2 separate regions of the Homo sapiens genome follow, and region 1 is linked to region 2. Evidence: chromatin loops called from intact Hi-C (ENCODE). Cell type or tissue: PC-9. All regions are shown on one strand. Links, peaks and the distances in the headings refer to the core of each region. The heading gives the core; the rest is flanking DNA. Region 1 overlaps TNPO3 (transportin 3). Region 2 overlaps TNPO3 (transportin 3).

Region 1 (5,386 bases), core at 141-5,140, 53 kb before region 2:
GAAATACATTAGATAGGAAAACTGGAAACTTCTGTGAGTACGTACTCACATGTGTTCTCTGCCTGGCATAGAAGTGCCCTTAAAGAGGAGGCTTTTCTTAAGTCTTCAAGATGACAAATGCAAAGAGAAGGGAAATGGCAATCCATTACTTGAGAACTGAGTCAAAGGTCTGACTTTATTAGTAGCTTTGACCTTTGGCATAGTATAATTTATATGTCTGTGAAGTTCTGTGGTATTGCCAAATAAAAGTAAATATTGATATATTTTGAGGAATGTCTATAGTCTGTTGTTTCTGACTTCTTTTCTTTTCTTTTTTTTTAGTTTTTAAAGGTTAACTCTTAAATTTCAGCAATTTGTAGCTAACCCAAAAAAGTTTACATCAGATGTATAGAATTGGAGGTTGGGAGAAATGGGGGAAGGGGGTTAGTCTTAGTTGTCATATTGTTTGGAAGAAATGTTTCTTTGCTTCCCAATTAATATTTATTGTGACCCTATTTCTGTTCATCTGTCTTCATTTATTTAATCTCTCTTATTCAGCTGGCTTTAGCAATAGCAGATCTTGCCCTACAGATGCCTTCCTGGAAGGGATGTGTGCAAACACTGGTGGAAAAGTAAGTAATTTGTATTGACTCTATATTAGCATTTGGAATTGCCATTAACCTACACAGAGAAATTTGTTAGCAATAGCTAGATATTTGACTATTTCCCTGAACTCTTAACATAGAATTATGTTATTAACCTTTGTTAGATTAAATGAAACTTATCTAAAATTTTAAATACTACTGAAATATATTGTGTGGGATGTAAAAGACTAGTGATTTATGTAACACACACTTCTTGAATTAATTGCAGCAAAGTCTTTTATTGCCTTGTGGATCACTCTCACTAACTGGCATGACAGCCATTTTGTAAAAATATAGAATTTAAGATTATATTAAATGGGAGGTTGTTATGAATATGTGTTCTTACTAATTGGAGTTTGTTTCACGTTTATCAGAGGGGCAATATTCTTTTTAGACACACAGAGCTTGCTACTTTGAAACAAGTATTCCTTCTGGGTCCTGGCAAGATAACCTTGATATTTGCTTGCATTTGGTTGGGAAGTTATTTTTGAACAAAGTAGAATTACTTTTTACCTCCAATATAGTGTGTCATTAAAGCATTTTACGGATAACTTATTATTTATTTTATTTTATTTTGAGATGGAGTCTCGCTCTTGTTGCCCAGGCTGGAGTTCAACGGTGCGATCTTGGCTCACTGCAACCTCCACCTCCTGGGTTCAGGTGATTCTCCTGTCTCAGCCTCCCAGGCGGCTGAGATTACAGGCATGTGCTACTACGCCTGGCTAATTTTTATATTTTCAGTAGAGGCGGGGTTTGGCCAGGCTGGTCTCAAACTCCTGACCTCAAGTGATCTGCCCACCTCGGCCTCCCAAAGTGCTGGGATTACAGGCGTGAGCCACCTCATCCAGCTTGGATAACTTTTTTAAAAATTATTTTTATTTTTTTGGAGACACAGTCTTGCTGTTTCACCCAGGCTGGAGTGCAGTGGCACAGTCATGGCTCACTACAACCTCAGCCTCGACTTCCCGGGCTCAAGTGATCCTCCCACCTCAGCCTCCTGAGTGGATAGCTTATTTTTTAAATAAAATTTTTATTGGGGAAATTGATACATGCTCCTTGAAAAAATTCTAACAGTATGGAAACCTTCAAAGTGCAAAATGAACCCCGTCCTCTCTCCCTATCCTTATATTTTATTTTTGAAACAGGGTCTCACTCTGTCACCCAGGCTGAAGTGCAGTGGTGTGATCATGGTTCACTGGAACCTGCAACTCTTGGGCTCATGAGATCCTTCTGCCTCAGTCTCCCGAGTAGCTGGGATTACAGATGCATACCACCATGCCTGGCTGATTAAAAAATTTTGAATGTAGAAACGGTCTCCCTGTGATGCCCAGGCTGGTCTCGAACTTGTGGACTCGTGATCCTCCTGCCTTGGCCTCCCAAAGTGCTGGGATCATAAGCATGAGCCACCACAACTGGCCCTTAACCCTGTATTTTATAAGCAACCACTATTAACAATTGGCTATGTAGAGTTTCCTTTATGCATTTTAAAATAAATAAGTGCATATATATTTTAATGTACATATACCTATATATTTGTTCACCCATATTCAATATGTTTCATACATGTTTTTCACTTACTACATTATGGACTTTTTTTCATGTTAGGACATATAGATATCATGTTCATTATAATGGCTATGTTTCATTGAATAACTGTGTCCTTTTTTTAATCTTAACTAATTATGGAGGACATTTATGTTTGTATCTTTTTTCTCCCCCTTAACAGTGGTGGGAATGTTGCTTTTGTTGTTGTGAGTTACTCTGATGGCTGTTATCTTATGTGATTGTGTATTTTCTGGCTATAAATAACATATCTCCACTTTTTTCTTTTGCAGATACAGCAATGATGTGACTTCTTTGCCTTTTTTGCTGGAGATCCTTACAGTGTTACCTGAAGAAGTACATAGTCGTTCCTTACGAATTGGAGCTAATCGGCGCACAGAAATTATAGAAGATTTGGCCTTCTACTCTAGTACAGTAGTATCTCTATTGGTGAGTAAGTTTGAAATACTAAGTTGCTGCATAAAGGCAGAAAGCCATGGCGGTTATTTTGTAATCAATTGCATTATTGTGAAATAGCTTTCTTTGCAAAATTTAATGATGATGCTTTGGTATTTATGTAACACCTTACCATGACAACATACTTTCAGAAACTATGCTTTTTAAGTTTCTGTATAATCCTCTAAAGGTGACGTTATCTCTTTTATGAATGAAAAATGGACTTTAGAGTTACACAACTGTTAATTCAGAATTGGAACTAAGGCCATCTCATTATTTATCTTGTGCTCTTCTACTGCTTAATGCTCCAAACTGTTGGCTGTTAATAAAGGATCATGCAAAGGGAAGTGTGTATAAATCTACTTTACTAAGAAAGGATCCTTTCTTTTTTTTTCTAATTGATACATGATAGTTGTACATATTTATGGGGTTACATGTATTACTTTTATTTTTTGAAGCAGGGTCTCTGTCTCCTAGGCTGTAGTGCAGTGGCATGATCTCAGCTTACTGCACCCTCCTCCTCCTGGGCTCAAGTGATCCTCTCACCTCAGCCTCCTGAGTAGCTGGGACTACAGGTGTGCGCCACCATGCCCAGCTAAATTTTTTATTTTTTGTAGAGATGGTGTCTCTCCATGTTGCCTAGGCTGGCCTCGAACTCCTGACCTCAAGTGATCCACCTGCCTTGGCCTCCCGAAGTGCTGGGATTACAGGCGTGAGCCACTGTGCCCAGTGACATGTATTATTTTTGTCCAAGTATGTAATATGTGATGATCAGATCAAATCAGGTGATGATCAAATTGAGATATCCATCACCTCAAACCTTTATCATTTCTTTGTGTAGGGAACATTCTAAATCTTCTCTTTCAGCTATTTTGAAGTACTCAATAAATTATTAACTATAGTCACTCTGTTTTGCTGTGTAACACTATAACGTATCCTTTCTATTCAGCTGTATTTGTGTACCCGTTAATCAACCTTTCTTGGTCGTCCCCTCCCCGTTACCCTTCCTAGCCTCTGATCACCGTCATTCTACTCTTTACCTCTATGAGATCCATTTTTTTTCACTCCAACATAGCAGTGAAAGCATGTGATATTTGTCTTTCTGTGCCTGGCTTACTTCACTTAACATAATGTCTAACAGTGCCGTCCATGTTGCTGCAAATGACAGGAGATTTTATTCTTTTTGTGGCTAACGAATATTTCATTGTGCACCTATACCATTGTTTCTTTATCCATTCAGCCGTTGATAGGTACTTAGGTTGATTCCATATCTTGGCTATTGTGAATAGTGCTGCAATAAACATGGGATTGTAGAGATCTTCTTGATATACTGGTTTCTTTTCTGGGTATTTACCCAGCAGTGGGATTGCTAGATCGTATGGTAGTACTATTTTCAGTCTGTTGAGAAACTTCCGTACTGTTTTTCATAATGACTGTACTGCTTTACATTCCAGAGCGTTCCCTTTTCTCTGCATCCTTGCCAGCATTTGCTATTGATCTTTTGCCCATTTTTTAATTTTTAATTTTTTTTTTTTTTTGCTATTATTTGGGTTTCTTATATATTGTGGTTACTAATCTCTTGTTGGATGGGTAGTTTGCAAATATTTCCTCCCATTCTGTAGGTTGTCTCTTTACTTGGTTGATTGTTTCTTTTGCTGTGCAGAAGCCTTTTAGCTTGACCTTTGTCGACTTTTTTTGCTTTAGTTGCCTTTGATTTTGAGGTCTTACTTAAGAGATCTTTGCCCAGATCAATGTCCTGCAGCATTTCCCTAATGTTTGCTTGTAGTAGTTTTATAGTTCACATCTTACATTTAAGTCTTTAATCCATTTTGATTTGATTTTTGTATATTATGAGAGATAAAAGAAAGGATTGTCTCTTAAAGATGAACTGAAAGGTGATAGAAGATTTTACTTGACCTTTGAGGAGTATCGCATTATGGATGAGCTAATACACATTTTTTAAAAAATTAGATGTGATTAAGCTCCTTTCAGTTAGTTGACATTTTTAATACTCTAGAGCAGGAGTGTGTAAATCTATAGTTTATGGGTTGGCTGCCTCTTTTTGTAAATAAAGCTTTGTTGGAACACAGTTATGCCCATTTGGTTATATTTTGTCCATTATTTTGGTCTACATCAGCATAATTGAGTATTTTTCAGAGACCATATGGCTTGCAAAGTGTAGACGGTTTATCTGGTTCTTTATAGAAAATGTTTACTGGTTCCTAAAGTAGATGCTAATAAATTGATTAGCCCATATCTCATTTTTAAGTCTTTATAGTCCAGCTTAATTTTCTCAATAATGTGGATACAGGTTGAATATCCCTTACTGAAAGGCTTGGGACCAGAAGGGTTTAGGGTAGGGTAAAAAAAGTAGTATTTAGGATTTCTGAGTTTTTAAAATTTTGGAATATTTGCATTATACTTTGTGGTTCAGCATTCCTAATCTGAAATGCTCCAGTGAGCATTCCCTTTGAGCGTTATGTTGGCACTCAAAAAGTTTTGGATTTTGGAGCATTTTGGAGTTTTGGATTAGGGATACTTAACCTGTAGTAAATTATTTTTCAGAGATGTGTTTCAGTATAGCAAGTTCATAGATCTTTTAGTTTGAAAAAAAATTAAAATTCTATTAAAAATTGTGTTCAGTTTTGTATTAGAAATTCATTGGAGGGCTGGGTGCAGTGGCTCACCCCTGTAATCCCAGCACTTTGGGAGGCTGAGGCGGGTGGATTACTTGAGGTCAGGAGTTTGAGACCAGCCTGGCCAAC
Region 2 (5,386 bases), core at 139-5,138:
TGGTGGGCACCTGTAGTCCCAGCTACTCTGGAGGCTGAGGCAGGAGAATGGCGTGAACCCGGGAGGTGGAGCTTGCAGTGAGCCGAGATTGCACCACTGCACTCCAGCCTGGGCGACAGAGCGAGGCTCCGTCTCAAAAAAAAAAAAAAAAAAAAGATTGTTTTGGCCACTTGGGGACCCTTGAAATTCCATATGAATTTTAGGGTAGATTTTTCTGTACAAGAGGTTGTTGGGATTTTGATGGGGATTGTATTGAATCTATAGATTGCTTTGAGTAGTATTGAAATCTTAACAATATTAAATCTCCAAATCGACAAATACAGTATATTGTTCCATTTATTGGTGTCTTTAATTTCTTTCAGCTACATTTTGTAGTTTTCAGTGTATAAGTTTTTCACCTCCTTGGTTAAATTTTTTCATAAGTTTTTTTTATGCTATTGTAAACGAACCAACTTGTACTTTAAAGAGCTGTTTTATTATAAATTATACACATACACAGAGGCTACTTTCTGCACAGTAAGTTTTCAGAAAGATATATAAGTGAGACTAGGAGGGGAAGGGAGGCTTTTCTTTTCGTTTCATAACTTTCTGCACTATGTGCACTTTTTTATGAGCATAAATTACACTTTTATGGGTAAAATCAGATATAGAAGGGAAAGAAAATGAACTTTAAGCAGTGGTACAAGAGCTAGTTGTCTTTTCTCAGAATTGATTTCTTAATGTCACTTTCCAAAATAGTTTACTTTCTCATCTTCTGGAATGTCTCCAGCAATTTTGTTAATGTTAAAATCCCAAACCATGGAATGCTATTATTTTATAGTTCACTAAGTGGCTTAAGTAGTAAGCCCAGTATGCCCCAGAAATAACTCACTTTTAGCCATAGATCAAGTGACATGCATGACTGAAAAATAGCATGTGACCCTTCATGACACATTTTGCCAGAAGTGGGGATTTCCCCTCCACTGGGTAGGCATATATTGACTGGGGTGACCTTAAAAATTCTTTGATTGCTTTTACTATGAATCTTCTCAGTAGAAGTAGTATTCTGTCTACAAGCTGTTTCAGGGGAAAGAAGTGTAGTAGTTGCTTCTCTCTGCTTCTGTTTTGCATTATTCCATTCAGTGCTGGTTACAGTATAAGGGCAGGATCGTATTGGCTCTAATTTTCCTAAAGCAAATGGGAACCTAGGGGAAACCCTCCAAAGATGGGGTTTGGAGTCAAGTATGTTGGTTTGAATCTTGCCACATACCCTATTACTTTGAACTTCAGTTTATTTATCAAGTGAAATAGGGTTAGTACTACCAGTCTCATAAGGTTATTATGAGATACCAAATGGAAATCTAAAGAAGATCTTGCACATAGTATGTGATCAGTGAATGTTAACTCCTTTCTCCTTGGAGGAGAAACTTCTAGAATGTCATTATGTACTTGCAAAACTAGCTGGGGCATGTCTCCTGTTGACTCTAAGGCAGCCACCCACACATTCTGGAATCCCACACATTGTAGAATAAGTCTTTGTCAAGCCCTCTTTCCCTCAGTGGGACTAATATATGACAGATAAAATAATATGGTAAGTCTGAAATCAAGGTCATAGATATCCTTTCCTAATTTAGGATAAATCTTGGGGCAAGGAAAAGAGACCTAAGTAAAGCAGTGCTGTGGGGGAAAAAAAAAACCTGTTATCTTTGTCCTGTGATATGGGAAAATAAGGTGCACCACCAACCTGACCTACTTGATCTTCCATTGCTAAACAAGTTTTGCAGCTCTTCCTATAGCAGGCTGTAACATATGTAACATAGTGGTGGGAAATGAACAGAAGTAAGAGCTAATGTAGAGGTGCTAGAGAAAGGACTTGAGATTGCTCATCCCCTCTTAGTAATTCTCTTCCTCTAGAATGCCTGTAGTAGACAAGACAGAAAGCCCTTGAACTTTCTGTCCCATGCATGACTCAGTCTCCCTTTTGATTTTAAGGTCCGTAACACCTGCCTCAACATGCTACTTTGTTTGCCATTCTGGCAGAGAGGGTGAACTGGTTTAGTTTCATTTCAGCAAGTCCAAGCCTGCTTTTCACATGGTACTGGTAATTAATTCCCTAGCTTTTTTTTTTTTTTTTTTTTGAGACGGAGTCTCGCTCTGTCGCCCAGGCCGGACTGCGGACTGCAGTGGCGCAATCTCGGCTCACTGCAAGCTCCACTTCCCGGGTTCACGCCATTCTCCTGCCTCAGCCTCCCGAGTAGCTGGGACTACAGGCACCCGCCACCGCGCCCGGCTAATTTTTTGTATTTTTAGTAGAGACGGGGTTTCACCTTGTTAGCCAGGATGGTCTCGATCTCCTGACCTCATGATCCATCCGCCTCGGCCTCCCAAAGTGCTGGGATTACAGGTGTGAGCCACCGCGCCTGGCCAATTCCCTAGCTTTTTTAGTTGGTCAACTTGAAGAAAGCTGGGACGTTTCAGTCTAAAATAACATTCTTGCTTTCCAAATGCCAGATGAACCTATCATTAACTAAGACCAATTGGGACTAGAAGAAACCCTGCCATCATTTCCATTTCTCCATCTTGGTGTTTATTCTATGACTACTTGTCACTTGCCTGGGGCTCTTCAAAGCCAAAAGGTGTTGAACATGGGAAGCATTGATACTGGAATTAGAGGCCAGTAAGGGGTTGAATCCCTAGTCAAGTCATCAGAGTTTCATTATTTTCTGTTACCTACCAGGTCATCGGATCAAAAGGATCTCATTTCTCAGCACTCCTCTAGTAATCTTATGGGGCTCGAGAAATAGTGACCATAAAAGCTTTCAGAAATATGGTGGAAGGATAGGAATTTGGGGACTAGAAGCCAGAAAACAGAATCTAAAAAATACTGGCAGTTAAAAAAGTAAATAAATAGAAAGCTAAGAAATATCAAACGTCAGAAGGACCGAGACAGAAAATACAGTCATGTGTTACTTAATGATGGGGATATGTTCCAAGAAATGTGTCATTAGGTGGTTTAGTTGTTGTGCAAACGTCATGGAGTATACTTCTACAAACCTAGATGGTATAGCCTACCGGACACCTGGTCTATATAGTGTAGCCTATTGCTCCTAGGCTACAAACCTGTATAGCAGGTTACTGTACTGAATACTGTAGGCAATTGTAACACAATGGTAAGAATTTGTATATCCAAACATATCTAAACATAGAAAAGGTACAGTAAAAATACAGTATAAAAGAGAAAAAAAAAGGTATACCTGTATGAGGGCACTTACCATGAATGGAACTTGCAGAACTGGAAGTTGTTCTAGGTGAGTCAGTGAGTGAGTGGTGAGTGAATAGGCGGCCTAGGACATTACCGTATACTACTGTAGACTTTTTATAGATACTGTATACTTAGGCTACACTAAATTTATAAAAAAATTTTTTTCATCAATAATAAATTAACCCTTGGCCAGGCGCGGTGGCTCATGCCTGTAATCCCAGCACTTTGGGAGGCCGAGGCAGGCAGATCACTTGAGGTCAGGAGTTTGAGACCAGCCTGGCCAACATGGTGAAACCCCATCTCTACTAAAAATTTAAAAAATTAGCCAGGCGTGGTGGTGGGCACTTGTAATCCCAGCTACTCAGGAGGCTGAGGCTGGAGAATCGCTTGAACCTGGGAGACAGAGGTTGCAGTGGGCCGAGATTGTGCCACCGCACTCCAGCCTGGGCGACAGAGTGAGACTCTGTCTCAAAATAATAATAATAATAATAATAATAAATTAACTCTTGCTTACTGTAACTTTTTTACTTTATAAACTAAATTTTTTTTAACTCTTGGACTCCTTTGTAATAACACCTAGCTTAAAACACAAATTGTACAGCTCATTAAAAAATTTTTTCTTTATATCTTTATAAGCTTTTTTCTATTCTTAAAATTACTTTATTTTTTTTTTTTAGCTTTTAAACTTTTTTGTTAAAAGCTAAGACACAAACACATATTAGCCTAGACCTACACAGGGTCAAGATCATCAATATCACTGTCTTCCACCTTTTTACATCTTGTCCCACTTAGAAGGTCTTCAAGGGCAGTAACACACATGGAGTTGCCATCTCCTAGGATAACAATGTCTTCTTCTGGAATCCCTCCCGAAGGACCTGCCTGAGGCTGTTTTACAGTAAATTTTTTTTTTTTGTAAGTAGAAGGAATATACTCTAAATTAATGATAAAAAGTGTAGTATAGTAAATACATAACCCAGTAATATAGTTGCTTATGATCAATTATTGTATACTGTAGATAATTGTTTGTGTTGTCCTTTTATATGACTGGCAGTGCAGTAGGTTTGTTTATACCAGCATCACCACAAGCATGTGAGTAACGCAACATGCAGTTGTTCATCTCTATTATACTCATAGGATCACTGTCATACATGCAGTCCATCATTGACCAAAACATCATTGTAGCACATAACTATAGTTCTAACATTCATGGAGCTTTTTCGTTTTTTTGAGACGGAGTCTTGCTCTGTCGCCCAGGCTGAAGTGCGGTGGTGTGATCTCAGCTCACTGCAACCTCCACCCCCTGGGTTCAAGCGATCCTCCAGCCTCAGCCTCCCGAGTAGCTGGGATCACAGGTGCCCACCACCACACACGGCTAATTTTTGTCTTTTTAGTGGAGATGGATTTCACCATGTTGGCCAGGCTGGTCTCAAACTCCTGACCTCAGGTGATCTACCCGCCTTGGCCTCCCAAAGTGCTGCGATTACAGGTGTGAGCCACCGCGCCCGGCCTCAAGGAGCTTTTTGATCCATTTCTATGGGCTCCCCACCAAGGACACTTCAGTTAAACATTTGGCTGAAGTGTTTGACACCAAAGCACTTGCAGATAGGATTGGGGCAGAAGCCAAGTTGACAGTGTCACCTGTCCCTCATTTCACCCTATCGCACTAAAGTTCTCCCACACTTGCATTTCAGTTTCAATACTTTTTCTCATGTGCCACAAAGGAGGCTGTGAAGTTATCATTTCCAAAGTCTCTGCTGGGCACAGTGACTCACGCCTGTAATCACAGCACTTTGGAGGCTGAGGCAGGACGATAGCTTGAGCCCAGAGGTTCGAGCAGCCTGGGCAACACAATGAGACCCTGTTTCTATCTGTTCTGAAAACAAAACAAAACAGAAGTCTCTTGAGGAAGGGTAAAATTTAAAACATGTAAGACATTAGGATAGCAAAAAAATCTCGGTCTCCAGCACTGTCCTAACTTTCAGGGTTTTCTGTTATCCTAGTCCCTTGTGATAACACACCACATAGCAACTTCTCTTGGGTTACAGATCTTCCTCCTTCCTGACATTGGGAGCATGAGTGATATGGGCTCACATACCCTGGCTGCCTCCTTAACAGTCAGTATTAATTTGGAAGTAAAATGAGAAA

Evidence for each region. Hi-C counts contacts between places; a loop is a spot of excess contacts. Peaks named below come from ENCODE experiments on the same cell type or tissue, not always from the same donor. Only the 100,000 strongest peaks of a DNase experiment are listed, where the experiment ranks them.
Region 1: it touches region 2 in a loop (2.1-fold over the local background); 3 of 110 quality-filtered maps call a loop at or near these places.

Annotation. Positions count from the first base shown.
Region 1 is chr7:129,012,208-129,017,593 of GRCh38, reverse strand. It overlaps TNPO3 (transportin 3), which reads left to right. Exons shown (of 23, transcript NM_012470.4): 3 at 538-611; 4 at 2,459-2,615. Among named protein-coding and RNA genes, the nearest start is that of TNPO3, 40 kb to the left of the region's middle. In PC-9, for the core only: no CTCF peak of the experiment used is centred there; no DNase peak of the experiment used is centred there.
Region 2 is chr7:128,959,103-128,964,488 of GRCh38, reverse strand. The region is part of intron 21 of TNPO3 (transportin 3); the gene reads left to right. Among named protein-coding and RNA genes, the nearest start is that of IRF5, 24 kb to the right of the region's middle. RefSeq lists enhancers at 926-1,225, 1,346-1,455. In PC-9, for the core only: no CTCF peak of the experiment used is centred there; a DNase peak (open chromatin) is centred at 3,218; H3K27ac peaks cover 737 bases.